2 separate regions of the Mus musculus genome follow, and region 2 is linked to region 1. The links are chromatin loops, found by intact Hi-C in ENCODE. Cell type or tissue: left cerebral cortex. All regions are shown on one strand. Each heading gives the region's core, and the rest is flanking DNA. Links, peaks and the distances in the headings are about the cores only.

Evidence for each region. Peaks named below come from ENCODE experiments on the same cell type or tissue, not always from the same donor. Only the 100,000 strongest peaks of a DNase experiment are listed, where the experiment ranks them.
Region 2: a loop joins it to region 1, with 2.2 times the contacts of the local background. A loop is called at or near these places in 2 of 42 quality-filtered maps.

What each region holds. Positions count from the first base shown.
Region 1 is chr6:118,533,885-118,550,453 of GRCm38, forward strand. Ankrd26 (ankyrin repeat domain 26) reads right to left here. Exons shown (of 34, transcript NM_001081112.2): 8 at 15,754-15,814; 9 at 15,502-15,653; 10 at 14,946-15,075; 11 at 14,430-14,491; 12 at 9,006-9,099; 13 at 6,567-6,665; 14 at 5,963-5,991; 15 at 5,802-5,880; 16 at 1,195-1,259. Among named protein-coding and RNA genes, the nearest start is that of Ankrd26, 20 kb to the right of the region's middle. In left cerebral cortex, for the core only: a CTCF peak has its summit at 8,693 (motif pointing left); no DNase peak of the experiment used is centred there.
Region 2 is chr6:118,410,336-118,426,904 of GRCm38, forward strand. Bms1 (BMS1, ribosome biogenesis factor) reads right to left here and starts at 9,082. Exons shown (of 23, transcript NM_194339.1): 1 at 8,953-9,082; 2 at 8,074-8,282; 3 at 7,053-7,243; 4 at 6,128-6,207; 5 at 3,396-3,584; 6 at 2,744-2,886; 7 at 1,620-1,741; 8 at 1,147-1,340. The coding sequence starts at 8,249. In left cerebral cortex, for the core only: a CTCF peak has its summit at 9,509 (motif pointing left); DNase peaks (open chromatin) are centred at 9,208 and 9,441; H3K4me3 peaks cover 1,788 bases; H3K27ac peaks cover 1,586 bases.

The DNA.
Region 1 (16,569 bases), core at 5,254-13,253:
CAGAATTTTATTCTTAGGAGTTCTTTCTGGGACTGAAGAGATGGCTCGGTGGTTAAGAGCACTGACTGCTCTTCTATTGGTCCTGAGTTCAATTCCCAGAACCCACATGGTGGCTCATAACCACCTGCAATGGGATCCGATGCCCTCTTCTGGTGTGCAAATGTACATGCAGGCAAAATACCCATAAACATAAATAAATAAATCTTTAAAAAGAGTTCTTACTGTAAGGCTGTATATTTTTAAAAGAACTTTATTTTTAAATAATAAAAGAGTATATACAAAGAAAGCAGTTGAGATCTTACCAGTAAGAAGGGCTTTAGCTAATTTTAAGTCACTGGACTGTAACTAAGAAGTAAAAGCTAACTTACTCAGTGTACAGTGGACACCGTGACCCAGCAGACTCATCGTGCCTACTGACTGACTGCACCACACTGGACTCTGTGCTACACTTACTAAACACAGATTACGAGGGTCGTGTTTTGTTTTGTTTTTTAGTGTTACAAAGCCTTACCTCATCACACGCTAAAGAGTAGCTTAAGTCCTCTTTCTAAAGATCACCAAATGATCTTTAGAGAGGAGGCAAACTTTATTAAGTGCCAAAGTCAATAAATACTGATTAGAAAAAAGAGCAACATTAGTTCCAATTATAAAACTATAACAGTGTAGTCATTTGTATTAAGTCCAGTTCTAATACAGTCTCCTGTTCAATAAAGATGGTGGATGAAGCCATTTAGGGTATTTGCCAGGTTCTGACGATACATCAAATTAGAACGGTAAAGCGTATCACCTAGTAGCCCAGTACCGAGGCCTCACTGCAGAGCTGTGATTCTCTGCCAGGCGATGGAGGTATTTTATATGCTGGCTCAGCGAATAGTTCAAAGGTTATGTTGTGGGGTTACTGAGCTCCCACACTCTGCTACTTCTGCCCCTCGGTGCTGCAGTTACCAACACACATGTCTACCTTGGGCTTTTTCTATGGGAATTCTGCACATCGCCTACAGGCTGGCTCCAGACACCAAGAATGGACTGGCGGGGGATGGGCCTTCCCCTTTTTATAAGGGGGTGGGGGCTTTGAACAGAATCTTGTCTTGGCTCCATTAACCTCTCGCTGTCTAAGTCTCTTTCAGCCCTAGCCTGCCTCCCTGGTGTACCTGGTCCTTGTAAGTCGCAGGCCGGCTTGCAACATTCACGTACCTTCTGCTGGCTGTCCTCGCTGCCACTGAGCCTTGTCTGTTCTTCTCTTGATACTGATTCTGGCTCTGAAATCAAATGCGCACACTGGGTTAAAATAAACTTCTTTACTAGATAAAATCTTTATAAACCTAGAAAAATAAACAATTTGCTTTTAAGAGTTTAAGTCACACTTAATCCTTAGCTATAAAGCTACATATTTACTACTTTAGGGAAATACTCCTAATTATCCAAAACTTCTACAAATCATTCAGACACTCTCTGGAGCCAAAATCATTACATACAAAATCTCAATGACTCATGCACAAATTCACTCACCATAATACACCCCGAGGAGGAGCATTAGAAATTCCAGACTCACAGAACATAAACTCAAAGGGCACACAATTCCGTGCGCTACCAGTGACTTTGGCTTCCACAATTACTGTTACCTCTTATGCCCGTCGTGGCTGAACACTGTATTACATCTGAATGCGTCCAGCCGCTGCTGTGAGGCATCTCGTCACTGGCTAACAGGTGCTGCTTTCTTGGGGCTGTCTTAGCAATTTTCCCGCCACATCTTTACCACTTGAGCTGCATTCCCCTCCTTACATGTATATTCGTTTTGCTCCTGTATTGGACAGGTCAATTTTTAAAAACCATCTGCATATAAAGATTTTTATTTTCCTTGGGAACCAGTACTTGAGTTCCTACTAAATGCCAGGCTTTGGAGTCAAAAGCATTTAAAGAATGGCGCGAAGGACGGCTTTCCTAAGGGTAAACCACCAGGTTAGCCAGATAAAGGGCGGAAAAGGATCATTAGTTCAAGAAAGGCAGCAGTGTAAGAGCGGTGCCAAACGGGACGGTAAGAAAAGGACATTACCAGCAATGTAGTAATGTCAGAATCATGAGAGAGAAACAGAAGGAAGAGTTAAAGATTGAGAGCTGGGCAGAAGTCGGCCTGTGAGGTTTTGCAGGTAACTGTGTGGCCCTAACATTAGGGTGCTTTATGATCCCATCTGCACTGGTGGCAGAGTGCCAAGTGCCCTAGGGTGGTGGGAGCAGTGGGTGCTAAGTGTGAGGGCCAGGGGAACTGAAGTCAATGAATCAGTAGAGGACAGCAGCAGAATAAAGGGGACAGAGGGACTGTTTCTAGAAAAATTTAGGACACGGCATTATCTGGGCCTAGGATAGAACAAAATTTCATTTAACAAAGAAATGTACAAATTTGAGTTCTGAAATACTAGTCTTTTCATTGCAAAAAGTATCAAGTATCATGCAAAAAGAAACTACCCAATTCGTTAGCTGTGCTCACTTTGTAGTTTGGCCTCACATCTTCCTATGTTGAAGGAATTCATTCATTTACAATGCTAACAAAATATGTGAAAATGATATCTCCAGTATTATAAAGATAGGCAGAAGTATTCTAGAGTTGAAAGTTCTTTGTTCTGTTTTCTGTCTTCTATGAGTCACACAAGCCATGCAGAATATAATTTTCTAATGGAAAAGATACATTCAATATTCATCATCCCATGTCCTCCTGGGGACAGCTTTGCAAGTTCTGTGCATGGCACCTGAGTTTTTGACCCTGACTATGCTATGAACTCATTTTTATTATCACGTTAACACAATCTTTGATGAGTCTTAGACAAGGTCAAATCAGGATTACAATCTGAAATATCTGAGTATAACGTTTTCACTTCTTAGGACATAAACGATACAAATATAATGTGCACAAAGTTTTCCTTGAAGAAGCCCCATATCCTCCTCTGCCTCACAAGCTCGACACCATGGGTTACTCTACTGCCACGCCACCTCCCGTAGGATCTGCGTGACAAGTTCCACAGACTGAGGCGATTGACCTCAAAATGGGGAGGCCTCCTGGAACCGGTTGTGGAACTCTTTGCCGGAGAAAAAATATTGAGCCGTAGTTCTCAGGGCAGTCTATCTGTTTTGTTTTCTCTTATTCCTTTTCTTATTTACATGTTCCTGGGAACCTAGGCCAAGATCTTAAGTGAGAATAATGGGTAAGAAACCATCCTTAGAGATGGGGTCACTAACATGACCTTATCCCCAGGGAAACCAACGCTTTACTTTCTAAATCATTTACAAAACTATGATGATAGATGAAAACTTCCCAACAATAAAATTTCATATGTCTACATGTGTGTCATCAGAGGTAGGTTTTAGTATATGGTAAAGAAAGCCTTAATTAGAAAGAATTAAAATAATTTAAATTTATGCATTGAAGATTTATTTTAAAAAAGCAGGCACTAGATGTTAAATAATAATTGACCACAGGGCTGGAGAGTTAGTTCAGCAATTAAGAACACTGACTGTTAAAGATTTATTAACCTGCTCCTGGAAATATGCCACTAGCCTTGGATGATAGCCCCCACTGAATACATCCTTTTAGAATTGTTATATTTTGATGATTTATAATGATGTTACCTGTTCTGTTTGTGATTCACTGACTACATAGTTTCAGAGTTGTAATGCTTGGATGATTTTTGTGCTTTATTGTGCCAAGTGATTTTTGTTGGTATTTGTGATTGTTTCACTGGATATAGTTTCTAAGAGATATAATGTTTGTTTTTTAAAAAATGTATAAAATCCCCTGCTTGAGAGCTGCAGAATACACTCAGATTCAAACTGCCTCTGTGTTTGTTTCTGTTTGTCACTGCTGGATCCTTACCCACCTAGCTTCAAAGACTCTCATTCCAGGGACCCCCATACCCGACTGGGGTGGTCTGTGGAACTCTATGTCACCTATCCCTTTTCCTATTCATTCAGAGATGTTCAATTATTTATCCTCTTTTCATCTATTAGTACTACTTGTTTGATGCACACCAAGTATTTTCAGAGTTCCCCTTTTAAGACAAGGATAAACATCACAAATTTAAGAATAAATGATTTCCAAAGTGATTTCCTGTCTCCCATGTAAAAACAGAATGAGTCTTGTTCCACATAAAATCAAAGAGTGGATAAACAGGAGACAGGAAATACAAACACAACAAATATTTGTTTCTTTTTTCTTTTCTAAGCAGAGTGGCCAGAGTTAAGCTTTTTTGAGATAAAAGGGAAAATATGATGAAACTGTAAGAACCATTTCTCCACTAAAGTCCTCTAGTCTTTTGACATTGTGGTGGTTTGAATATGCTTTGCCCTTAGGGAGTGGTTCTGTTAGGGGGTGTGGCCTTGTTGAAGGAAGTGTGTCACTGTGGGGGTGGGCTTTGTAGCCCCACCCAGTCCAGAAGAGTGACAGACACTGACAATTATGGGGACACGAGAAAAGAAAGAAGCCACTACAGTATGTGGTTACATGGCCAGCCAGCTGAGCAGCAGAGGCAAGCCTAGGTACCACTTGCTTTGGAGTCATGCTCCTCAACCTGTAGGTCACAACCCCTTTGGGGGCTGAATGACCTATTCATGGGAGCTGCATCTCAGACATCCTGCATATCAGACAGTTACAGTACGATTCATAACAGTAGCAATGAAAGAATTTTATGGTTGGGGTCACTACAACCTAAAAACTGTATTAAAGGGCTGTGTTAAAGAACTGTATTAAAGCATTAGGAAGGTTGGGAACCACAGCTTTAGAGACTTCTGTCTTCTCAGCTGTAAACCTGGTAGAGGTCTCACCAGAAGTCCTATTTACACTAAAAGATATAACCCCCTTGCATGGCCCTCGTTTACCTTATCAGAGCATTTTCGCTTGCAGTTCGGAACCAGATAGGGAATATTAGTCACTGACTCCAAGTAGAGAGAGCAGTGGTAATCGCCTGCTAAGAACAGGTGTTAATTGATAAATGTCTGTGGCTCTAGGTAGAGAGCACAACAGATAGATGCTATAACAGGATGGCTGCTCTAGGCAGAGAGCTTAACAATTAAAAACCATCTGCTTCCTATAGGCAGATATTAGTGGAAGTTTGAATTAACTGCTTTAAAGATGGTATAAAGATATATTGCTCTAGTAAGTCTTATAAGATACTCATATTCTATTTAATGTAGGTTCCACGGGAATTTTTGAATTTTGAATTTTTCATTCAAGGGACCCAGAGTCAATTTATAATCTCATTTATCAAAACAAGAGGAAAATATAAGAAAAAAAATCAAAGTTTCTAAACAACCCTTTGAGATGTAACTTGAGAGCCACCAAAGCGATATGGCTAATGATCCCACACTCAGTCAGGTCCTCCTTAGAAGCTCACACCCACTCGTGGGCATATCCTCTTTCCCACATGTCTCTCTTAGCTCCTCTGCTTAGGAGCCACAGCTCAATGAAACGTCATACGCATGTTCAGATGGGCTTTTATTCATTTGAGTGTCTTCCTCTCTACTTTTAGCAAAAACCTCAACTTTGTTTCATCCTGGCTAGTCTGAACATTCTTTCCTATGTCGAATCCACAAATCCAGAGACTGACTTAGTTGAAGCCCCTAAACAATTCGGGTAACTCCTGGCTTCCAAAGGAGACAGTGTGGTACCTACCAATGACAGGTACCAATAACAATGCTGTTTTATTTACTTCAAATCTTTCTAATAAAATAGGGAGTAAAAAATGTTTAGGAACCATAAGACCGAGCATTTCCAATGTGCAACGCGCCTTCCCCTAGAGTACCCCACAATTTACCTGACTTGAAAGTCTGTGCATCCGTCATTCCCACTGTCTCCGTTTTGTTCAGAACAGGAGCCCTCCTTTCGATGGTAGGCTGGATGGATTTGAAAACAATATTTAACAAATGTGTACTCCATATAACATGTAGTAAAAACTCATGAAAAACATTACTATACCTCCATGATTGCATATTTCCTGGGGGCCTCTGAAAAGCAAAAGGAAAATGTATAATTTATTATATATAAATATGGTAAGCCAACCATCGATTTATGCAGTTACTATGGCACTGAACCCTCATGACACATTTGAAAATGATCAGTTCTGCTATCCCCCTCTGCTAAGGCCACCCATGTATCAGAAATCTATTCAATGAAAAACAAGAGAGTAAGTTTGACAAAACATGCAGTTAGGACTCAAAGCGAGGCGTGTCCAGTGACCGTGACTAAAACAGAAACATGTGTTTTCACCAAAGTGAGCATGCTGATGAACAGACAGAAACATGATCGTTAGTTAGAGCGACAAGTCATGACTGTGAAGATCCACTGCAGAGACGATGGTAAAAGCGTGTCTTTAATGCAGCACCCCAGAATGGTTTTTCACATTATACTACAAGCATTCATCATGGTTTTCAGTTTGCCCTATAATTTGCAAAGCAGAAAGATAAGAAAGTTCAGTGGAATGCACAATTCATTTCCTGCCAGAGAAGATTTTAAAAATCAATTAGATTTAGACATATACTTGTAGAATAATAGTTAATAAAAATACCATTTTTTTCCATACCCATGTGGGCTACCGGAAGGCCTACATTTCTTGACTCCTCTAGTTTAGCCATTTTAAAGCTTCTTGATCCACTCATGCAAGAAGGTATATAAGTCACATCTAAGAAATAACGCACATGTTTTAGACTGAGTCATCAGATACTAGAACCAGAGATATTAATACACTTTTATTTCAAGATTGGTTTAATATTTATTTAAAATACTTAAGAAATGAACCATAATGCTTTGCTTTAAAATCAGTTTGGTTTAGCTGTTAACTATGTTAGTCTTTAATAGATTTTCATGAAACAACAACTTCTTAAAAAAAAAAAATCAGTTATCTCAAAAGACAGCAACACAACAATAACAATAATAATATAATCTAAGTAACATATTAATGAGAGTCTCAGGTGCCTGTTAGTTGTTCAGATGACATCTGTGAGTAAATCAAATTCTAACTCTGTTTCCAAATTCCAGTAACACCTCGAAGCAGCAAGAGTCTAGCCTGAGTTCCTTAGCATCCCCACCCCCACCCCGGGTCAGCTCCCACAGCGCCCGGCTGCTTCCCTCCTTTCCACAAAAGTTACTCTTCTCTTCTAGTGACCTCCAGACCTTCACATGCATGGCTTTCATCTTACATGTTTTCTACTGATTATTCCAGTACCTTCCTTCCTCTGTATTATAATTCTGAATTATAATCCCTATTTCCCCTTTCTTTTGAACTTTCTAACTAGAAGCATGACCAGTCTGTATTTATAACTGCCACATATTCAAAACACAATATTCACGGATCCTATGTCTCCTATACAACTTCTTGGGTTTCACTTAGAATATAACTAGAAATGTTTTCTAATTATGTAAAAACAGTAAGACTGAAAGAACAGTCAGAAAGAAGAGGGGATGTAAAGGTTAGAAAATTTGTTTTGGGTTAACTGTTAAAGGAAAAAGAAACGCTTTTGAATATGAAAAGGCTTTGTGTGGTAAACTAGGAGGCCTAAAGGAAAGGATTTTTTGAAAAGGAAAACAGGTGATAAGCAATTGGAAGGCTAAAGATTGTCCTGAAGAGTTTTGAAAAGGTAAACCTTCAAGCATGTGCTGGGTGTAAGGTAGCTATAATGAAAGGTTATTAAGAATTCCTCATGTCAGGGCTGGAGAGAGGGCTCAGCAGTTTAAAGTACTGGCTGTTCTTCCAGAAGGCCTGGGTTCAATTCCCAGCACCCACACGGCAGCTCACAACTGTCTCTAACTCTAGTTCCAGGGATCTCACATCCTCACATGAAGTCAAAACTTCAATGCACATAAAATTAAAGATTCCCAAGGTCAAAACCCAGTCTGTTGATCCAACATGGCACCATGGTCACAATAGCCATTCTGCCAGTCTAGGAGCGCGGAAGCTCTTCCATCCACAGCATCTGCCTGGATTCCCTTCTCAGGGTCCTGACATTCCCACTAGAAGGGTCTCTCCTTTTTTAGTTAGGTATATTCCATGCACACTTAACTCCTCTAAGCTATTGTAAGTGTTTTTTATTTTTAATTTCTTTCTCTGAGAGTATACTGTTATGATACATATGAAGGCTACTTTACCAACTGTTCAAACAGGGGGCTAATATTGAGAATTTACAAAGAAATGCAGAAGTTGCATACCAAAGAAGCAAAACTACAAAACGACCAACGGGCTAATGAAATGGACAGCTTTCAAAAGAAGAAACACAAATGGTCAAGAACTATTTTTAAAAGTCTTGAATATTCCTGGTCATCTTGGAAACACAAATTAAAACTACATTGAGATACCACTTCACCCTATTAGAATAGCTGTCATCCAGAAACTGATAGAGGATTCAAACTGGATTCAAACTGGCCAGAAAAAAAATAAAGAATAAAAATAAATCATTTAAAATACTATGAACTTCAAAGCAGTTGGCAGAGTATGAATGACTCTGGTACAAGAGGAGAATACAGTGTAGCTGCTCAGAGTGTGATATAGATATACTTAAATATTGTTAAAAATGCCCATTTCCAGGCTGGAGAGTTGGCTCAGTAGCTAAGAAGAGCACTTCCAGAGGTCCTGAGTTCAATTCCAATCAACCACATGGTGGCTCACAACCATCTTCACTGGTACCTGATGCCCTCTTCTGGTGTGCAGGTGTACATGCAGATAGAGCACTCATACATAAAATAAATATTTTTAAAATGCTCATTTCCTTTACTGCAGCCTTTACTTTTTAAGGCCATGCTCTGTTTTTTATTTCTTTGACTTTAGGGATAATATTCCTATTATACTTGTATGTCACATGGATATGTTTTGTAAGGTAATAGAGGGAAAATTAATTAGAAAATCAAACTCAGATCATAACGGCTGGCAGACCTGATAGGATCTAGGGTTTCTTCTTCTCTATGGCTCCTCCCACCATCCTCCTGAAGATGCTTTGCTGCTATGCACAAACTATGAAGCCATTCTTACCTTCTATCTGTCCATGTGCTCTCCTTTTTCCCGTTTGATCTGCAGTCCCAGAGAAGTGACCTACGTCTTTCAGTGACACACTCTCGGAGATACTCTGTTGGAGCAGAGATCAAAACGAGTTACACAGAGATTTCTTAATCATTTTCTAAGATGATGCTTCAGTTTCTTGTTTAAACACTGCTAGAAAAATAAGAAGTCTATACTGAAAAGAAACATGTCAATAAAGAAGACTGCATGTGTTTCCTCTAGATTAAACCCACCTTCACTCTTCATCTGGTTACCAGCTATGAAGGCAAGCGTGGAAGGTCAGAGGAGGGTATTCATAAAGAATTAACGTGTTTTCATGCTTCGGCAAGCAGCGAAGCTTAGAACACTTAGCACTGCTCCTCATTCTTCATGCAATGTAAGAAGATGACTAAAAAAACAGGTATCTTAAGAAATTCTTGTAAGTTCACCTGCTTCAATACAGCATGAAACCCTTCAAATATGTCCAATGACAGAAATGTATAAAGTAAGAAACGTCAGAGCGTGTCACAAGGATTACACAGAAGGCACTGTAGACGTTGCTAGCTTCAGGTTTCCATCTGCGGCCAGAGCTGACCCTATGCCTCAGCTCTCTGTACCCAAATCCTGCTGGGAGAGAGCTGGTCTCCCAGGAGTGCTGACACACCTGAGAGCACAGGTAAAACCACCACTTCTGCTCAAATACCTTGCCCAAGAGGGATTCACCTGGAGCCCCCAGGACACAGGAACCAAGGAACAGCCGGGGACAGGATGCTTCCGGTTTCCATTTCTGTCCTGGAGCTGACCCTGTGCCACAGCTCTCCATACCTGAATTCTGCCCAGAGAGAGCTGGTCACCCAAGATTGCTGACACACAGGCTTACAGGAGGGACAAGCCACAGTCAGAGACAGCAAGACCAGCTAACACCACAGATAACCAGATGGCAAAAGGCAAGGGCAAGAACATAAGCAACAGAAATAAGGCTACTTGGCATCATCAGAACCCAGTTCTCCCACCACAGCAAGCCCTAGATACCCCAACACACCAGAAAAGCAAGACTCTGATTTAAAATCACATCTCATGATGATAGAGGACTTTAAGAAGGACATAAATAACTCCCTTAAAGAAATACAGGAGAACACATGTAAACAGATAGAAGCCTTTAAAGAGAAAAATACAAAAATCCCTTTTTTTACAGGAAAACACAACCAAACAGGTGAAGGAATTGAACAAAACCATCCAGGATCTAAAAATGGAAATAGAAATAATAAAGAAATCACAAAGGGAGACAACCCTGGAGATAGAAAACCTAGGAAAGAGATCAGGAGTCAAAGATGCAAGCATCACCCACCAAAAGAATACAAGAGATAGAAGAGAAAATCTCAGGTGCAGAAGATACCATAGAAAACATTGACACAACAGTCAAAGAAAATGCAAAACAAAAAAGCCAACCCAAAACATCCAGGAAACCCAGGACACAAACCTACGGATAATAGGAGTAGATGAGAATTGGGATTTTCAACTTAAAGGGCCAGCAAATATTTTCAACAAAATTATAGAAAAAAACTTCCCTAACCTAAAGAAAGATATGCCCATAAACATTCAAGAAACCTTCAGAACTCCAAATAGACTGGACCAGAAAGAAATTCCTCCTGCACATAATAGTCAAAACACGAAATGCACAAAACAAAGAAAGAATATTAAAAGCGGTAAGGGGAAAAGGTCAAGTAACATATAAAGGCAGGCCTATCAGAATTACACCAGACTTCTCACCAGAGACTATGAAAGCCAGAAGACCCTGGGCAGATGTTATATAGACCCTAAGAGAACACAAATGCCAGCCCAGACTACTATAAGCAGCAAAATTCTCAATTACCATAGGTGGAGAAACCAAGATATTCCATGATAAAACCAAATTTACACAATTATCTCTTCACAAATCCAACCCGACAAAGGATAATAGATGGAAAATGCCAACACAAGGAGGGAAATTACACCCTAGAAAAAGCAAGAAAGTAATTTCCTTTTAACAAACCCAAAAGAAGATAACCACACAAACATAAAAATAACATCAATAATAACAGGGAGCAACAATCACTATTCCTTAATATCTCTTAACATCAATGGACTCAATTCCCTAATAAAAAGACATAGACTAACAGACTGAATACATAAACAGAACCCAGCATTTTGCTGCATACAGGAAACACATCTCAGTGTCAAAGACAGGCACTACCTCAGAGTAAAAGGCTGGAAAACAATTTTCCAAGCAAATGGTCCCAAGAAACAAGTTGGAGTATACAAAGAACTGAAGAAGTCAGACTCCAGAGAATCAAGCAACCTTATCAAAAAATGGGGAACAGAGCTAAACAAAGAATTCTCAACTGAGGAAATTTGAATGACTGAGAAGCACCTAAAGAAATGTTCAACATCTGTAGTCATCAGGGAAATGCAAATCAAAACAACCCTGAGATTCTACCTCACACCAGTCAGAATGGTTCAGGTGACAGCAGATGCTGGCAAGGATCTGGTGAAAGAGGAACACTCCTCCATTGCTGGTGAGAATGCAAGCTGGTACAACCACTCTGGAAATCAGTCTGGCGGTTCCTCACAAAACTGGACATAGTACTACCGGAAGATCTTGGGCATATACTCACAAGATGCTCCAAGATGCAATAAGGATACATGCTCCACTATGTTCATAGCAGCCATATTTATAACAGCCAGAAGCTGGAAAGAACCCAGATGTCCCTCAACAGAGGAATGGATACAGAAAATGTGGTATATTTACACAATGGAGAACTACTCAGCTATTAAAAATAATGACTTCATGAAATTAGCAGGCAAATGGATGGATCTAGAAACTATCATCCTGAGTGAGGTAACTCAGTCACAAAAAAACACACATGGTATGTGGGTATTAGGCAAAGAGGGTGGAATACCCACAATACAACACATGGACTGGACCACATGAAGCTTAAGAGGAAGGAAGACCAAAGAGTGGATGCTTCAGTCCTACTTAGAAGGGTGAACAATATAGTCAAGGGAAATAGAGGGTGGGAGGGACTTAGGAGGAAAAGTGGAGGAGGGGAAGAGGGGCAGAATCAGGTATGGGAGGAGATAGAGGAGATACAGAGGGTCATGAAATTGAACAGAGGTGTATAGCAATGGGGGATGGGGAACTGAGAGTAGCAACCAGAAAGTCCCAGATGCCAGGAAAGCCAGAGCCTCACAGGACCCCACTGGGATGATATTATCTGAAATACCTAACGAAGGGGAGGGAGAACCTGTTGAGACCAAATCCAGAGGTTAGGCATGCCCCCCTGGTTGAGGGATGGGGCCACCCACCCATCTTCAAAATTTTAACCAAGAATTGCTCCTAAAGGAAGGGCTATCCAGAGACTGTCCCACCTGGGGATCCATCCCACATGTAGACACCAAACCCTGACACTATTGCCGATACCAAGAAGTACTTGCTGACAGGAGCCTGATACAGCTGTCTCCAGAAAGGTTCTGCCAGTGCCTGACCAATACAGATGTGGATGCTTGCTTTAAGCCATCGGACTGAGCACAGGGACCCCAATAGAGGAATTAGAGGAAGGACTGAAGAGGCTGAAGGGGGCTTATCTGGCATCAATTGGAGGGGAGGCCCTTGGTCCTGTGAAGCCTTGATGCCCCAGTGTAGAGGAATGCTAGCGTGGTGAGGCAGGAGTGGGTAGATGGGTGAGGGAGCACCTACACAGAAGCAGGGTAAGGGAGATGGGATAGGGGGTTTGCAGAGGAGAAAATGGGAAAGGGGAGAACATTTGAAATGCAAACAAATAAGATATCCAATTTAAAAAAGTTGCTATATTTAGGTAAAACCAAGGCTTGGAAAAATCTAAGTAATTTTGTGTGAAACTTTTACAGCCAGCAAAAATTGGTTGACTAGAACGATAAAGAACCTGTTTTCTGTTTGTATAAATAAAAGCCCACAAACATCAAAGGCAGAATGTGATCCCTTCCAATCAAAAAGAACTTCCAAAATATGTAGTAAGCTTGAACAAGAGAGAACATAAAAATGCCTAAGTGTTTACAATGCGCCAAGGAATTATTTTGTATAGACTATACATATATAAATGAATATTCAACTTCATGCTTTGTCTTTGGACATTTAGAGCAAAGTGATAAACAAACTCGGTTCACCATTTCTTGGAATGTTCTCAACTCCCATGGGCTGGCTGCTGCTCTCCTCCTTTAGTTGGGAGTTTGAATGTCATCCTCAGACAGAGCCCTAATAATGCCACCTCAACTCCACCTGAAACCCAGACTCCCTCCTGTTTCCTTTAGCTGATGCAGTGAGACTGACTGACAGCTGTGTGGTCTTCTGTTCTATCGCTACACTAACACTGAGCCTCCTCCACTTGTCATACCGAGTGTCTAGCTGCTTCAGCTATAGCGGTAACTCAGTCACAGTTTACTCAGGGCAAAGCATTTAAGGCCTCTTGGGAAAGACCTCATGCACAGAATCGCTGTATCTTCCGGGTTACCTCAATGGGTAATTTCTTGAGACTTCCAGAATGAAGATCTGAGTGGCCCTGCACCTTTCCATCCTTTCCTTGACACTACGTCTCTTTGGTTCATTTCAAGGAGCAGTAGGATTGTGCTGCCATATGGGTGCTGCCACATGAGTGGAGGAATGTCACTCCTCACAGGATGTGTTATCTTCTCACCTCATTGGTTCGTCTCATGTCTTTATGGCAAACACAGTCTCTGACACTCAAATAGGTTAACTTCCTCCAAATTCTATAAATATTAAATGTCAGAACCAAGGATGGCCATGTCTTTTGACTGTGAAGTTCCAGTATGCACGGCTGCTGCACTTCCAAGCCGCCCCCAACTCTTTCTATGGTGGTGTCATTAAAATGGGTCGTTATGGACAGACGGACAGTACACTGGTACTAAACGCACTTCACGTCTGAAGACAATTTAAATCTATTACAGCAGAATTAGGTTAAAACAAATTTAACCAAAATCACTACAGCTACAAAGTTACACTGATTCTTTTCTTTCTCCCTTGTGGTTTTATACTTTACAACCGAGGTTGAATGACACCCCAAGTCCCACCTGTTTCAGGTCTCAAGGGTAAAAACTCAGTTTACCCTTTCCCTCAGAATCCCATTGGACGTGCACACACCCACATCTATCACAGAATCTTTCAGGTCACAGGTTGACGGACTTTTTAATTTGCACTTAAATTTAATCCAAAGTGGTTCCTCTGCCTTCTACATCTCTGACTGAAGCATACAGATGAGCAGGGTTGGGGTTCGAGCAGTCCTTGGTTTAGAAGTATTATTTATGGATTGAAGATGCGAGGAAACAGCCCCTCAAAGGCACGTGCAGGTGAGAACGTGAGTAGCTGCAGTTATGCATTGTCCGTACCTCAGAATCCCAAGGCGAGTGTTCATCTTCGTCTTCTCCTAATCCTAATGCAGACATCATTTCTATAAAACACAGTTGCATACATATTCATTAAAACACGTAGTCCTGAATTTTAAACTCATGTGTGTTTATCTATATCCACAAAGTTAGAATAAAGATGACAGCTTTTGGTGGTTAAGCAGCTTCACACGGAATTGGTATAGCAAGGAAGAGCAAGAGAGGGCTGGAGAGATGGCTCAGCGGTTAAGAGCACTGGCTGTTCTATCCAGAGGTCCTGAGTTCAATTCCCAGCAACCACATGGTGGCTCGCAACCATCTATAATGGGATCCAATGTTCTCTTCTGGTGTGGCTGAAGACAGCTACAGTGTGCTCATATAAATAAAATAAATAAATTAAAAAAAAAGAAGAGCAAAAGGAAGAGTAGTTAGAAGAAACAGATGCTGGCTTTGGTGCTCAACCCTTCAGTGCTTTTTAACAGTAAGCATGGAAATGTTTGGAAGTAGTCACTAACTCACCACTTTTATTACTTTTGTGCCAACCATCAGCACGGGTTAAATTGTCATGATTTGGTTGCTCCTGTGAAGCGCTCTCAATAACATCAGTACCGTTTTCTTCTCCTTCAATTGCTAGCTCGGTTGCTCCTTCCTATCGGGGAGAAAACAGAAACTTCACTCACCCTGCAGCTCACAGGGTGCTTGCTATTCACTGTTTGGTGAAAATGAGTAAGACAGGCTGCAGTGAGTAAGCGAAAGGTCCATGCCCTCTGTCTGAGGTAGACAAAGGACCAGGAAGGCAGACATGAAGAATGTATTCAGAGGACAACATGGGGCTGGAAGACGGCTCGGCAGTTAGGGGCACTTGCTGTCTTCAGAGGACACAACTGTAATTCTCAGTACACCCACAGAAGCTCAGATTCACATGCAATTCCAGTTCCAGGGCATCGGACACCTCTGGCCTACACAACATGCAGCAAAGAGAGAAATTTGACCAGTATTTTCAGGGAAAGAGAAAGGAGCCCCCAAAACAATCAACAGGCATGCCCGACTTTTAAAGATAAAAGAATGTGCTCACCACAGGGTCAGGTGACTGACGGGATGGGGAGAGGGTCTGGACTCTGACTGATGGCGCAGGCTCAACCTCAATGGCATCTTCACTTTCACTAGGGGAATCACTGTCATCAAACCGGGCTCCATTGTCTAGCTCCTCAAAGCCACATTTTGTTTCTATTATGAAAAAAAAAAAAAAAAAGAACACATGGAAATACTTACTTTTAAATGAATGACCAGCACAAGAAAAGGCCATCTTTAAATTTAAATGACTTACGGTTTTTCCTAGACTGCTGAGCAGCTGTCCACAACTCTGTCAAATTAATTTTGGGGACATTCTAGAAAAACAAAAATAATTTTGAAAATAACATGATAATAAAGTAAATATAGTATTCACTCTTACCATCTGATCTAACAGCAAGAGTATGTTTCTGAATCCTTAAGGTAGATTCAAATATTAATTGTGCCATTTACTAGTCTACATACTCCAACTACACGAGGATTATGGGATAGGACTATCAAAATTTTACTCTCCTTACACCTAATTATTACACAAATTTTATGATATCCTTTAGTGTATGATTTAAATGAAATAACCTAGAACAAAAATGTATTCACAATTTAGAGTACTTCTGAAAACACTAGCATTTAAAGAAATTGAAAATACTTTGAATGTATCATCGTGACCTATATTTGCATGACTGCATCTAAAGGAGAAGCTATGAGGGCTTACTTTCTGTAGTTCATGGTTTAAAATCCAAACAGTGTAAGTGATTCTACCCTGTGTGCCAAAAGTAACATGCAAATTATTATACACATTTAGCTCTTTCTAACCAAGAGGAGGGAAAAAGAATAAATCTTGTGCGGCAAAGCCACACGCAGGGACTGAAGAGAAGCATGGCTAAACATGCCAACCATGGAGAAAAGGGCACCGATAGAAGACACCGCAGACAGCTGTCACATGTCCGCGTACGGAGGCAGGGAACGTATGAATGAGTTTTAAATGAAGAAGAAAGGAGGAAAGCCCGGCCTAGTTAGGGTTACTACTACTGCGATGTAACACCATGACCAAAGAGACTTGGGAGGAAAGGGT
Region 2 (16,569 bases), core at 4,722-12,721, 120 kb before region 1:
TAACCAACTAGGGGCTAATAAGTCATAGATTTTAGAGGACTTACTACTACCACTTCACTACACCAGCAAGACTATCAAGTGCATTCTAAAACATATCCTTATCCCCACAGACAAGGGTAGCTATCACACCCCATCAAAGGAACCTCTCTTTATACCAAATAGAGACCATTATAGAAAGCTATAAACTGCCCACAATGCCAGTTCAACAGATCAACAGATTGGTTGAGAGCCCAGTCCTAACAGACATATCTACACTACAACTCCTGACCTAAGGTTCACAGAACATCTAAGAGGGTGCAGAAAGATTTCTAAGAACCCAAGTCCCTGGAGTTCTGTGGATAAGACTGTTTCCTAGAAATGACAGGGAAGCTACAGCCCTGAAACCTCAACAATATGGCTGCCTAATCAAGACTGCACAAGGATACCACCAATAGACATGCTAATGTGGTGGGGGAACCTCACGTCCCATCAGCAGACAAAGAACTACAAGCAACTGATGCCTGCTGAGGGAGAAAGAGTTAGTCTTACCCAGAGATGAGTCCCCTAAGTAATTATCCCATACAATGTGGTTAGCCCGAAACTCAAATACACGCAAATACCATCAAATGGACTCAGTTATACTTATATATGTGTATTTACACACAAGAATATATTTATAAGCAACAATAATAATCAAAGAAAAAGAGGCCAGATATTTAGGGAAGAGGGAATTGAAGGAGTTGGAGGAAAAGGGAAGAGGGAATGTGATTTAATTTTGATTTTTAATAAAAACATCACCAATTACTTACACAGACAAACACACTCATTCGTACATACCACCCCACCCAGGGTTATAAAAGAGATAGACAGACTGACTGACTGACTAAAGGAGCACTGTAGACCTAGAAAGCACTGCAGTCTTCTAGGAAGACGAGCGCGGACAGGCATCGTGCTGGCAGTCGTGCCAACAACTGAGCACTTCAAATCTGAAGAGTATGAAGGATAGTATTTGTATTTTCTCTTGGTTCAATGGAAAGAAAACACTTTTATAATCAGTTGTTTTATTATAAACTTCAATTAAAAGAAAAAAGCTTCAGTAAGAATATGAACACGCTATTTGATAGGAAAAGATTCGTGGAGAATAATTCAGAAGAGAGCACTTCTTACCGCTGCCTGGAAGCCATGGCTGCCACCTAGGTCGACATAGACAGCATCTTTGTCGTACAGCACACCCCCAACCCCAGAGAGAGGCGCGTAAACCAGTTTCTCCTTCTCATTCAAACAGCGCTTCTTCTGCTGTTCCGGAAGAGCGCAGGGGTCTGGGAGAAAACTGACATCACTGGCGACAAAATCCCCCACGCCTGGAAGACAGAACCCAGGAAGCAACTTGGCAACAAGTCAAACATTCAGAAAACAAACCGGTATCGACTACTGGAAAAACATTCCCGTGTTTGAAGGCACGAGGCAGGACACAGAAAAGGCACTAAGCAGTGGGCCTTGCTAGCTAGATAACTGCACTCAATCAGCACTTGGCAGATGATGCATAGCTGGGTTATCTTTAAAAATTCCAGAATACGGCTCTGCCTTGCTCAGTGTGACAAGAGGGTGACAAACATCAAGTGCTTTAGAGCAGACGATACCTGGCATGTGGATCTGGCTGTTATTTTTCAGGTAGGCCCCTCGTAAATAACCATAAAGAGACACCTTTCGGTCACACTTGACGTTTGTGCGGATAGCCTCAGGATTTGTCAAGTCTTCCATCCTAGGAAATAAAATACAGTCACATGGCAGGAAAGAACATAAAAAGTACGTATACTTCTCTTCATGTGTTGACAACTCCTGTTCACAGACTGAGAGCCTGTGCTCTCAGTGGTTCAACACTGGGCAGCAAGATCAAACCCAGAGCTTGATCTCAAACACCACAAAACCAAGCCTCGCTCCTTAAACACATCATTCAGAAAACTACAAAACCCAGAAACAAGGAAGCAAGGGCTGCACCACAGGACAGGCAGCCAAGCATGACTGCTTCCACCGGGCTCCGCAGATACGCGATGCACTCCACAAGGCACTTCTAAGGGAGACGACAGACACCCTCACTGGGTCAGGGAAAAGCAGAGCACAGGCTCAGAAACATTCTTTACTGGAAAGTTAAGATTGGTCTGCTGGCTGAGGCCTTTGGTGAGCTTGGATTCCTCTAAAGAATGGTACTATGGGGTAAGAAAGCTTGAAGAAAAACACAAAACAGGTGCTGGGTGACTAGAGCCCTGGGCACAAGGACACCATCGCAGATGCCCCAAAATCTTTCCTTTTTCTATTATCTGCATTTTTTGTGTTGTTAAGGAAAAAAAAAAGTCAGATAGCAGTGACAATGCCTTTAATCCCGAGGCAGAGGCAGAGGCAGATGCAGGAGGCAGGAGGCAGAGGCAGGCGGGTCCCTGAGTTCAAGGTCAGCCTGGTCTATAGAGCAAGTTCAAGGACAGCCAGGGCCACACAGAGAAACCCGGTCTCAAAAAAAAAAAAAAAAAAAGCCAAACAAAACAATAAAGATGAGGAAAAAGAAAACAAAAGGACAATGTTGGAACTCAGCCCTCTATGCATTGATCTGTACTCCAAACACTGCAAACATTCCATAATTATCCACTCCAAAGCATCGCACCTTCCGGTGATGCAGGCAATAGGTACTATCACTGACCTTTCTTAAATCTTAAAATTTGAGTTAAAAAGAAACAGACCAGGAAGAAAGAAATTCACACTAGTATTTTACCTGTCTGCCAAGATGTAAGGATGAGAAGTCTGCCATGTGAGAGGCCTAAACTTCATAACTGTAATAAACCGGCCCAGGTTGTGAATCTCTTGGTTCTGATACTCTCCATGCACCATTCCAGAAAGGTAGAATAGCTTGGCGCCCTAAACAGAAAAAAAGAAAGAATGAATGTCAATTAAACCTATGTCAATAGCATAGAAAGCAAGGTCAATGGAAGTTACTGTTTGGTGTTTTCAAAGCTGGCTGCCTTCTTCAGCATGTGTCACGTGAAGGCCTCACAAAGCAAACTCCTCTCAATTAAGCACTGGCATATGTGGAGAAGGCACGGAGATTCCTGAGCAGAGAAAGGATTTTGTGACCAACAGGCCACAGCGGTACAAAAAGGAGAAGTGGTAGGTCCTGGTCCTTAGCTAGCAGAGACTTCTGAAGCACTGCATCAAACCATGACCAACAGAGTGCACTGTCTCATGTGTATGCACAGAAGCAAACTCGATACACCAAGAGGACCTGACAAAGACCATGTGGAGGGAACAGGCCAAGGGCTACAAACACATGCATACAGGAACACCCTAGAGCTGTTATGAATAGCTCTTCACTCTGGCTACTTTAAAGGACTAAAACTGATAGGATCCAATAATAATTTTCCTCCTACCGGGTAGACTTCTGTCCAGAATCTGTGCTTTAAACGCTTCTTTGTCTTCTTAAGTTGCTTGTTATGCTTGAAGGAGTCCAAATGGGTGAGAACTCCCATAATTTTAGGAAAGCCATGTACTTGACAGATGTTTAGAAACTCAAATGTCTCCATCTCAAACCCAAAGCTGGCATCTATAAGCATTAGCACCTAAAAACAGAACACAATTTCTCAATGAAGCCATGAAAATACTTCCCCCCAGACCAAGAGTCAGCAAATTATGGCCCATGGTCACATCAAGCCACTCACTTGTTTTCTTAAATATTCAAAAGAATGTCACAAAAGATATCTCCATTAACATTCATATCCTCAAATTTACAAAATTATTAGTATTTCAGTCATTTTAAAAACACAAGGCTTATTCTACATTGTACTAAGAGTAACACTTGAGTAACTCCCAAATTTAAATATATATATATTTAAAAATCAGTATAGGTTGATGTGGTCAGAGAGAGATGGCTGAACAGTTAGAGCATTTGTTTTTACAGAAGACCCAGGTTCAATTCCCAGCACCCACATGGCAGTTCACAAACATCTGTAACTCCAGTTCTAGGGGATGCAACACCCTCTTGTCACCTCTGCAGGCACCAGATGTGCAAAGGGTGCACAGAGTCACATGCAAGCAAACCATTCATATACATAAAATAAAATAAAATAAAATAATCTTAAACACACACACAAACACACAGTTCTGTTATCCTTAAGGGTCAGCTTTAAAAAAAAAAAAAGTAGTGAAAACCACCAGTTCAAAAGCCCCTCAGGCTCTGTGTGTTTCCTGTAATTAGTACTGTATAGGTTTTCTATTGCTAAACCCTGACCATAGCATAACCAGTAAGACTGGGAATCCTATGGAATGTACAGTTGCCAGAGAGACGTGGGGAAATCACCAACCATCTTCCCAGCTGTGACCCCAGCTACCATGTTGGCCTGCCAGGCAAGTCATGTTCACACTCAGATGGCCACTGTGCGGGTAATCAACTGCTGTTTGACTGGATCTGAGGCCAGTTCTATAGAACTCAGGCCTAGCACTGTAAACCTGGTTGAGAGCCTGTGGCTGGAGAGGTCACAGGCTCTCGAGGAGAATCTACTGCTGGTGTTTTGTTAAAAGGACACAGTGTCAGACTGCCCTCTAAGTAGTTATATTTATGGGAGACAGAGACATGGAGTATTCTGAGTTTGGGGTTAGCCTGGTATATATAACAGGTTATAGGCCAGCACTCAGGGCTCACAGTTAGACCCTGTGTCAGGAATCAAAAATGAAACAAAACAAAATACAAACAAACAAACAAACAAGAAAATTGATTAGTCTGACTCTTATCCTTTTTCAGAGATCCTTTTTGCAAGTGGTGGCAGTTAATAATTCATGGCTGGTCAAACAACTGTAGAATGCATGCCCTAAACAGGACATCAGTGTTACTGTACCTCCTTCTCCACAGCTCAGGAGTACTGCAGAAGACAGGGTGAAAGGATAAAAAGCCACAAGTTGGGGAAGAGTGTACTCAAAAACTCACTGTGACCTGGACAAGACTGAGACCATCAGCATTCCTTCATGTACTATGGGAAGTTACTGGATGCTGGGAAGAGGAGCCAGGGTTCCAGTAAAGAACCTGACTCACATAAGCAGTCATAATTAAGCACAGTGAGTCAAATAAATCCTTAACTAAGTAGCTATAAAGTCATCAGCTAAGGTGGGTGGCAGACACCTTTGCTCCGGCACTCAGGAGGCAGAGGCAGGTGGATCCCTGAGTTTGAGACCAGTTTAGTCTACATAATGAGCTTCAGGACAGTCAGGGCCATACAGAGATGCCCTGTCTTAAAAAACAAAACAAAATAAAACAAAACAAAAACTCAAAAAGGCATCAAAGGGGTCTCGTTGGGAGGATTTCAGTAGGAGAGGGGGAGTTACGGGATAATGGAGGATAAAAACCACCCAATTCTGTATACAAACGTGGGAAGCATTCAAACAGTGAGACAACGAAGATCCTACAAAACGAAAACTTATGCTCAAAAAGAAAAGGGAATGGCGATTCCCGCTCAATCCTAGCACCTGTCTTAATCCCAGCACTCAGGAGGCAGAGGCAGGTGGATCTCTGCGTTTGAGAACAGCCTGGTCTACAGAGTAGTTCCAGGACAGCTAGGACTACAGCGAAATCATGTCTCAAAACAAAACAAGAAAGAAATAGGAAGGGTTCATCCCAAAACAATGACCTTAACTGTTAGGAGCCTCAATTTCATTATACGTAAAGTGCACATAATACCTGAAGGAGCACATTAGTGGTTATGTGAACTAAATTGACAGAAAGCCGTTAGCATAGTATCTAGGAAGCATTCAAGAAATGGCAGGCATTGTGCAAGCAAGTATATGTGTGCGTGCATGTGTGCACTGACAATCTTGTCTTATACATGTATATGTGTATGTATGTATCGATATAATCCTGTCTTGTACATATGTGTGCATGTGTGTATCATATACTAATATTGTCCAATATTTTCTCACCCTATGCATTTCTTTAGGTTTGAGAATGTGTTCATGCACATTCCATTTTTTTGACAGTATCAATGGTTGCCATAATTTCAACCACTTCTATCCTATCTTTCCTGAATAATCACAAGTATTTCCTTGCAAATGAGATAAATAACCCATCACATTGTCACACTCTCCATTGGGAACCCAGGTCACCCTATTGACTTACCAGATCTGCTACTTTAGCTAGATCAATCATTACATTGATGTCACACCCACACTCAATAATTGTAAGTCTGCGCTTTTTACCTGTAAGTACAAGGATGAAACTTTTACATTTTAAAAAAACTTGAGAATACCCTATCCATTAACTTTATAATGTTCTTGTTTTTAACTGTAAAATACCACATACCTTTACAGTACAACTCTAGACAGTTTATAACTAATGCCCATGATCCTGCTGAGCTACAGGCCACTCTCTTTATCTCCATCAAAATCTCTACACTCTCAATACAGCTAAAACCATCAAACCTAACCTAGCAGCATGTCCACGGGACAGGCATATGCTCCTGTACTATTACTATAAACACAGTGATCAAGGATGTCCCAAAGATAAAGAAATGTCCTACTCCATCACTTCTTTAACAAGGCACTTCAGTTCCTAACATTACCATTTGGAGAATTTACTTCATCTTCTCTCACTGAAGCACCCAAAATCTAATCCCAGCACTCTGGAGCCAGACTGGAGGTCAGCCTGGTCTATATACCAAGTTCCAGGAGAACCAGAGCTACATAGAGAGACCCTGCTTCAAATACAAAAACAAACAAAAGTGCACAAATTATCGCAGAGTAGCTTTGAGAAGGAAAGTGATGTGTGGGGTATATGGGAGCTCACTTATTGTTAAATGAATGGGCTCACAGTAACAAGACCCAGTCCTAGGCCTTTCCACGAAGCACACTTGGCAAAGCAGACCAAGCAGTCAGACTGAGGAGGTGCACATCAGCATTGTATGTCTGAGAAGTTACCTTCTGAGTTACAGGCAAGTCAGTAAAAGCAACCATGTGGTAATCGGATGTAACAACATCGGTGTTATATATTCTGTTTGACCAAACAGCAATCCCTTGGCACAGCAGTCTATGGAGGCACTCCCTACCTGACACAATTGTCACAGGGCCTCTGATCTCACTCAATTTCTGTCTGGTAAAATTCCGAATCAGGCATCGTATCAAAGTGCTCTTTCCAACTTTTGGAGGTCCCATCACCACTACCACTATTGGTGGGGGCTCCAGTGGAGTTCTGTCAACCACTGGAATGTGATGCTTTTTCGTCTTTAAGTCCTGAGTCCTATGTGTTTACAAAAATAAAACAAAACAAAGTTTACTTCCAAAACACAAAAGATCTTTTAAAAGTCCAGATGGTATAGAGACCAGATAATACATGGATCCAATTAACTTTATTTTAACCGGTTAACTTCTAACCCCCTCCTCACCCAAAAGTTATTCTTCAGTAAAGATAAAACAGATGACTAAAAAATAAAGTTAATAATCAAACACATCATGACACTGACTTGGCTTTAATGTTTAAGAGAATTAAGGGGAACCATAGTGACGAGATGTTATAAAACAAGTCAGGTGTAGGAGACAGGGTAAATGTTCTATCAACTGGCTATTGAACTTGTGCTCTGAATCTGTTTTCTTATCCACAGATGAGAATAATTCCTAACTTCTTAATGCTGTTGAAAGAATTCAATTAGGTAACATTTAAAGAAAACTGCTGGCTATATATTATTATCTCCCTAAATACAGTTATTTTAGTATTTTACATTAAAAGTATTGGGGGGGAACCACCAACACTTTAACTGCCATGGAGATATGCAAAGTTTAGGAGATTTTTTTGTGTGTGATCTAAATTGTGTAAATTCTTCTTCTTGGACAAGAAAGAAAGAAGGACAGAAAGAAAGAAAACAAAGAAAAAAGTGGGGAAAGGCAAAGGGCAGGTGTTAGAGGGAAAATGTTTCTTTGACAGAGCTCTGACATTTTAGGAAAAGCCATACGGCATGCCTACTATGGCATGCCTACGTCCTTCAGACCTGAGTTAAGACTCACAAGGCAAATGCCATCTGGGAGAGGCTCCCAGTACTTAAGGGAAGACCCACTAACCCCAGGTAAACACACCTGTGAAAGGACCTCGCCATCCGCACAGCTGACTGCACTGCGAAAGCTTTGGGGTTTCTCTTCCGGGCATCCTCTTCATCTCCAAGCTGTAGGTCTTGCAGGTGCCGTTTCTTTTTCTTCTCAGCTTTAGGCCCACTGTGCTTCTTCCTATGTTTCTTGTGGTCCTTGGTCTCCATGGTGGCTATTTATCTACTACAAATAAGTCTTACCTACACGGAACAGGGAGGACGGTGGTGGTAATCAATTATAATCAGGGTAACACAGGAGGGCAGTAATTTAATTTACTTAAGTGCTGATGTATTTGTTCATTGAATGGAGGTAGAAAATGTTTAGCCAGTATCTTCAAATTCACGTCCCTTTCTTACGCCATAAAGTATAAGAGTTAGCAGCACCAACACTATCCTTCTTATGTTTTATGTTGAAGCCATTTCGACAGTGCTCATTTTTTGTAATGACAGAAATACATCCTACCTGCTGTTCTCAGTACAGAAGCCTTGTGAACTACACGTGGTTACAGAGAATTTCAAGCGTACCTTCGGAAACTGAAAACTATCTTAAGTTTAAATTAATTTTAAACTTAGTCGCACGTGACTAGTGCCTACTATTCTAGGTAGCTTAGGCTGAAGTGTCCTTTTAACTTAAAACGAAAACAAACATACAAGTTTAAGACATCCGAACAGTGCTGAGCAGACTCGCCTCTCAGCTCCTGGAGGAAGCACATTTTCCCCTCCCGGTGATCTATTTTTGCTGGGAGAAGAACACGCAGCCGAGCTGGGCAGGAGCCCTCCCTGCTCGAGTGACCCGCTCCCCATCCAGCACTGCACGAACCCACGCCCTCCACACTCCCGGGAGCACCTCTCCGGCGGCCGAGAAACTTGCCTTCCAGCCCAGACGCAGCCTGGGAGCAGCCTGTCGGGAGGTCGAGGACCGACCGAACCGGGAAGCCGACGGGGCTCGCGAAAGCACTCGGACTCACGGCAGCAACCGCTCCAGCCCGCAAGCACGACGCCGGAAGCGGAAACTGTCCTTCTGCTTGTACCCGTCGGAGGGAAACGAGCAAAGAAGAGGGGAAAAAAAGGAACCCGTGGACGGACGACTTTCAGGGGAAAGCCGGAAGTAAGCTCTGGGTTGGCTGAGGGTTGCGCAAGCGCACTTTCAGATTTCGCACGGACTGCCCTCTCCTTCGGGTCCCAGCCACTCTGAGAGTCGGGCTCTCAGCCAGCGCGACCTGGCTTCAGAGGATCCGCGCGGCGCTGGGCCCTGGCCCGCTTATTTGAGTAGCAGAGGAACGCTGGAAGGACGCCCGAGTCATCGCCAGTCCCAACTTGAAAGCTGTGAATTCCGCCGCCCCATCCGCTAGGCTACCGCTCCCTGTCACCGCTGCCAGAGCTGTCCTCACGGGTTTTCAGCGCTCTGCTGCCCTCTTGTGCCAGGACCGACGGGCTGAGGGCAGGGTGCTCCTCTGTGCTCCTGGAGAGGGCGTTTTCTTCAGAAAACGTCTTAGCTTGCCATTTTGTGTGCATGTGTGGCTATGTGTGTCGTGTGTCTTGTGTCTCTGTGCTCAGCCTTGCATCCCCAGGACTCAGTCCAGTCCTGGGGAATAGCCCTCAAACCCCCAGTCCCGGTTATTTGCTACAGTTATGCTGGACTCAAAACTGAGCTCATCTCAAGGAGAATAAGAAGTAGGGTTTTTTCCTTGCGCCAAATAAGAGTGACTGCGGCCTGGGAATACGGATTCAGGTTCCCACAAAATAGCATGTTCATGCAAAACACAGCTCTCACCTCAATGAGCCAAGAACATGGGTTCAGTTGCCTCAAAGTCTCCCATTTTGTACCTTTTAATAGCACACCAACACAAAACAGCTCTAAAGGTTCATATGGAAATTATGAAACAAAATCAAAGGTTTAGCAAATGATAGTTTGTGAGGTTGGCCCTCCTATTTCTCTCTCCCCATCCTTTGACTATCATTCCAGTGACCATCATTCTAGCCTTTCTGCACATTCCAGAGCAACGCCCCAATTTCTGCAGGAAGTAGTTATAGAAAAGACTACATTGCCCTTTATCATCAACAAAAGGATTGGAATGTAAGATCGCAAACTGAGGACAAATGGCTGACAGAGGTGTCTATTGAACAAGTCAAACAGCCCTCAGTCCCAACCTGTGACAGGGTCATCCTGCCTGGCAACTATCCCCCTAGCTGAACCACCAAATGAGGCCTATGAGAAATTTCTCATACAGTCCAACGCTGGAAGAACTCAGGGCAGACACCATAGTGCTTGCTAACTCACTCATTAGGCTTATGCTTGCCTTATTTTCTTACATAGCACAGTATCACTTGCCCAGGGAATGGTGGTACCCATAGTGGGCCTGGCTATCCTAAATCAATTAATAATCAAGTCCAGCCCTCCAGTCATACCTATAAGCCAATCAGATTTATGCAATTCCTTAACTGAGACTTTCTTATTGGACCATCATATGACTCTGGACTGTGTCAAGTTGACATTGAGAGGTAACTAGACAACTAGTCAGTTAGTTTTCTTAAGGCACTAAACACTAAGGACATTTTTCATAGGCATACTAAAGAGATTTTAGCATGTTTGTTTCATTATCCCCAAATGGTTGCTTAGAACGCAATGGCTAAGATATGGAGCTGCAGAACATTCTGTTACAAAGTAGATGCCCAAAGATGCTGGGAGTTAGTGGACGGGGGTTGGGTGAGAGACATGGCCTTTGACATAGGGAATGGGATCCACTTTAATTCTGAGACACTGGAGTTAAGGTGCCTGAAGGCGTGTGGTGTGAATGTTGACATTTGAGTATGCTGGGGCTTGGTGTGCATGACAAATGTGGTATCTCTCTGGGGGTAAGCTCTCGTGAGTCCTGAAATATTAGAAAATGTGTTCTATGTAATCCTCAATAAATAAAAAAACTTTTGAGTGAACAGTTTGTATCTCTAGTTAAATAGACAAGTCACATTTATGACACTAGATAAGGCCATTTTGTTCACTGATACTATTTTGTGGTGGGGGAGAGGTTCAAGCCAGAGTTTCTCTGTATAGCCCTGGCTGCTTGAAATTTGCTCTGTAGAAATTTGCTCTTTGAACTCAGAGATTTGTCTGCCCCTGCCTCCTGATGTCACCAGGAAGTGAAAGGAAGCTGAATCCTGTGTTGGAGGAGATTAAGTTGAATTAAGGGAGTAGCAACCTTGGGGCAAGATCCCACTCAGCTAAATTTAGGTCCAGACATGATAGTACAACCCTTTAATCCCAGGAGGCAAAGACAAGCAGATCTCTAAGTTCAAGGCCAGCCTAGAACACAGCAAGTTCTAGGTGAAGAAAAGCTTAAGTCCAGGCATGGTGATACATACCTTTAATCCCAGTGCTTAGGAGACAGGCATGCAGATCTCTGAGTTCAAAGTCAGTCTACAGAGCAAGTTCCAGGACAGACAAGATTAGGCAGTAAAGGAGTTGGAAAACAGAAAGCTGGTGATAATGTAGTAGAACAAGGGACTATGGTCCAGCCCCAGAAAGCAGCAGAACTTGGGAGCTTTGCCCACATAGCTCTGGCATTAGAGTCCAGAATAGAAGGGACGATTGGGACAATTGATGCCGAGTAGCTGGAGCTAAGAAATTAGTGGTAACTAAGAAGAAACCAACATCACTGAGGTGAAATCTTCTGGGAAATTTTTTTCTGACAGCACAAAGAAGCTGTGTTCCAGATATAACCAAGTTTATACCTTGTGCTGCAGCTGGACATGGTAATGTGTAAGAGTCTCCCAGTTGGTACTGGTTTTGAAGGTATGAAGGGGTCATAAAGAGCAGCTGAGGCCTGGCACTGTAAGAGACCATGGAATATAGTTGATGGCCTAGGACTGAAGAGATCATGTAAAGGATTTGAGGCTTGGCACCGTGAAGAGAGCTTTTAAGAGACTATTGGTGAAGCCTAGTTGCAGCAGAAGACACCAGTGTACTAGAGATGCCAAGACCATGGATGATTACCAAGAACAGCAGCAGCAATGGAGTGGTGTCAACCAGAGCCTACAATGCTACAGAGGGGAGAGCTGGAGATTTGACCCAAGCCCTTTGGAAGAGACCACAAGATCGTGTGTAGATCCCAGATATTGGAACAAGAAGCTGTGAATTTGAAGTTGCCTTTGAGATCCGAAGATGTTTGAGATGCCAGAGCCATGGGATACCTGCCAAGGAAAGCTGCAAAGAGGGAGTGGAACCACCCCAGCCCTGGAGAAAGAAGTGTGTTGAGTTCTACATAGATGAAAAAGAAGTGGAAATCTGAAGACCACTTTGACATCAGACATGGAGATATTTGGAGTTTGCCCAGCTGGTTTCCTGTCTTGCTTTGGGGATTACAGTTAAGTAACTGGATGAATGTCAGAAGAGACTTTGAACTTTGGACTTTTAACATTATTGAGGCTGTGATAGACTATGGGGGCTGAGTTCTACATAGATGAAAAAGAAGTGGAAATCTGAAGACCACTTTGACATCAGACATGGAGATATTTGGAGTTTGCCCAGCTGGTTTCCTGTCTTGCTTTGGGGATTACAGTTAAGTAACTGGATGAATGTCAGAAGAGACTTTGAACTTTGGACTTTTAACATTATTGAGGCTGTGATGGACTATGGGGGCTTTGGAAGTTGGTCTAAATGTACTTTGCATTATGCTATGTTTAGGTATGGCCCCCATAGACTCATGCATTTGAACAAGCCTATTGGGGCCAGGGAGTGGAATGTAATGGCTTGTATATTTGTGGCTCAGAGAGTGGCATTATTAGGAGGTGTGGCCTTGTTGGAGTAGGTGTGTCACTGTAGGTGTGGGCTTTAATATCCTAGTTCTAGCTGCCTGGAAGCCAGTATTCTGCTAGCAGCCTTCAGATGAAGATATAGAACTCTTAGCTCTTCCCATACCATGCCTGCCCAGATGCTGCCATGCTTCTGCCTTGGTGATAATGGACTGAACCTCTGAACCTGTAAGCCAGCCTCAATTAAATGTTGCTCTTTTTAAGAGTTGCCTTGGTCATGGTGTCAGTTCACAGCAGTAAAACCCAAAGACAGGGTTATAATTTCAAATCTTCTACTATATGTATTTAATTTGGGGTACATGTGGAAACCAGGAATCTACTAATGGGCCATTGTAGGGACTACATGCTCAGTGTAGAGGGATAATCAATGTATTAATTAATTTTCTATTAGTGTGCTAAAATAAACAGGACTAGAGGCAACTTAAAAAGAGTGTAGAGGCATGGTGGCACACGCCTTTAATCCCAGCACTTGGGAGGCAGAGGCAGGCGGATTTCTGAGTTCGAGGCCAGCCTGGTCTACAGAGTGAGTTCCAGGACAGCCAGGCTATACAGAGAAACCCTGTCTCGAAAAACCAAAAAAAAAAAAAAAAAAACAAAACAAAAAAAAACCAACAACAACAACAAAACAAAACAAACAAAAAAAGAGTGTAAATTGGTTTACACTTTAGGACTAGTATCCCTAATAACAGGGAAATTATTCAGGTAGAAATGGTAAACTGAAAGGTCACATCTTTTGCACACAGGAAATATAGACCCAGAAGTGGTATTTGACTATAAATTATCAAATGTGACTATAAATTATTAGTGAGATGCTTCCTCTGGCAAGGCTCCACATCATAAAGGTTCCAGAATTCCTAGGCAAATGGAGTTCTATTCAGAAAGTCCCTCCCTACACCAACATCATCTACCTAAGTTAACTTCTAGTGGTTTCACATGTCAGGTTTCATACCAAGATCTCTGACTCATTTGTAGTGAAATTTTGTGGAAAGTAATATATATGGGTTTAACTTCATTCTTCAGTCTGTGGATATCAAGTTTTTTGAAGATTCTGTTTTTTCTCCAGTGTATGTTTTTGTTATCCTTGACAAGTGCCAGATGTCTGTAGTTATGTGAACTTATGTCTGTGTTTTGTTCCGTTGGCTTATTATGTTTATTTTGTGACATTACTATAACTTTTATTACTATAGTTTTGTACTGTCTCTTGAAATCTGGGGTGGTAATCCTTCTGACATTGTTCTTTTGCTCAGGATTTCTTTGGCTGTTTAGGGTCTTTTGTGCTTCTATAGGAATTTCAGGATTTCATTTCCTCGAATTTTTGAAGAATGCTGTGGGAAATCTGATTGGGATTCTACTGAATCTGTAAATGGCTTTTAGTAGAGTGGTCTTTTTCACAATATTCATTCTACCAACGCATAGACATGGGGAGCTTTTTCTTTTCTGGTGGTGTTCTCAGTCTCTTTCGTTGGCTTCTCATTACAAAGGTCCTTTGCCTCCTTGGTTAGGTTTGTGTAATGGTGAATAGTTAATCCACTTTGAGTTCCTGATGAGTCGTATGTGCTCTGCTCCCACCAAAGAGCTTGGATTCATGAAACAACACACACACACACACACACACACATACACACACACACACACATTTATATTTTGAGATGCCTTGACTACCTTAAGGGCAGGGCACTTCCAAATTCTTCCCGCGGCTAACATACACTGCCCTCGGATGTTCTTGGATTAATACTTGCTAAATCTGTATTTTTATCTCTGCTGCCCAAGACCCAATCGGGGGAGTAGCCCCTGGGGCCACTTTCTCGGATTCTTACATGTTGCAGGCTCCTTCATGGCACACGGTCCCACCTACGTCCCTTACAGGGTGGAATCCTTCTTCTCCCTCTGTCTGTCTTGCCTGGGAATCCTAAAAGTCTCATCTCTATCATCCTGCCCAGCTTTTGGCTGTTGGCTCTTCATTGATCAATCAAATACCAATTGGAGACAGGGACCCTCAGTATCTGGATACGTGTGATTTGGGAACCAAATTAAGACAAAGCGTTAGAACCAATCTCCATCACCAATCTCCAAGGTTTGTTAGGTACTTTATTTTCTTTGAAGATGTGAATAGGAGTGTGCCCATGCATGCTCTCTCTTTCTCTCTCTCTCTCTCTCTCTCTCTCTCTCTCTCTCTCTCTCACTCTCTCTCTTTCTCTGTTGTTGGTATATAGTAAGGCTATTGATTTTTGTTGATTGCAATCCAACAATTTGGTAAAATTTTTAAAAGGTTTCTAGAGGAATTTTTGGGAACTCTTCCATACATCATATCATCTGTGCACAGGGAGTACACTTTGATTTCACTTTTCATACCTGGATGTCTTTAGTTTCCTTCTCTTATGCTGCTGATATTTAAGGAAATTGCTTTCCATTTCCCCACACTTAGGATGATTTTGTACACATAGCTTGTTGAGGTATGTTCATTCTAGTACTACTCTCTAGGATGTTTATCATGAAGACATGTTGGGTTTTATCAAAGGCTTTTTTCTGTATCTACTGAGATGACCATGTAATTTTGTAAGTTCATTTATTTATTACATTTATTGACATGTATGTAGACCACCCCTGTATTCTGGGATCAATCTAAGTTGATCTTCTTGTCCTATACCTGTATTGTTTGAAAATATTTCATTGAAGGTTTTTGAATTCATGTTCTTCCAGGTTTTCCTTTGGGTTGTGTCTCTTCCTAGTTTGAGTATTAGAGTAATATAGCTTCACAGAAGGAATTTGGGTGTGGGCGTGGCATCCTTCTATTTCTGCTCTTTTGTATAATGTAGTTAAGTAACAGCTATAGATCTTCCAAGAAATCCAGTAGAATTCTACCGTGAAACCATCTAGGCCTGCAATTCTTTCAGCAGAGGCCTTTCATCACTGTTTCAGTCTCGTGTGTTATGGGTCAGCTGGGGTTCTTCATCATTTCTTGGTTTAACTTTGGGGTTTTGGATGAACCTAGAAATGTATCCATTTCTTTCAGATGTTCCAAATTAATGGAGTACACGTTTTCATAGTATTTTCTTATAATACAATAAATTTTCTTTGGAGTCTGGTGTAATGTTTTAACATCCTTGTTTCTGGACCACATTACTAAAGAAAGTAATCATTAAAATCTTTTTATTTGAGGGATTCTGTTTTCCACCAGAAAGGACTATGGTTTTAAAAAGCATCCTCCTAGTCGTGCATTGGTGGCGCACACCTTTAATCCCAGCACTCAGGAGGCAGAGGCAGGTGGATTTCTGAGTTCGAGGCCAGCCTGGTCTACAGAGTGAGTGCCAGGAGACAGCCAGGGCTACACAGAGAAACCCTGTCTCGAAAAAAACCAAACCAAACAAACAAACAAACAAAAACCAAAACCAAAACCAAAAAAAAAAAAATCCTCCCCTGCATGCAACAGTTAAACGAAATTTTTCCCACAAACCACAGAATATCAGCACTTGGAAAAGTTATCTCTGGTATTAGCTGGAATGCCTTTAGCTCCAAGTACCAAACAGTCCTGGTAATAAACAAGAAACAGGTATTGTTGAAAATAATATGAAGTCCCAGAAGTCTACAAAAAGTATTTGCAAAGGACTAAACAGGTCTGTGACATCATCTCTGGCTCAGCTGTCATTTCAGCTGGCACTGTCGTCTTCAAGCCACTGCC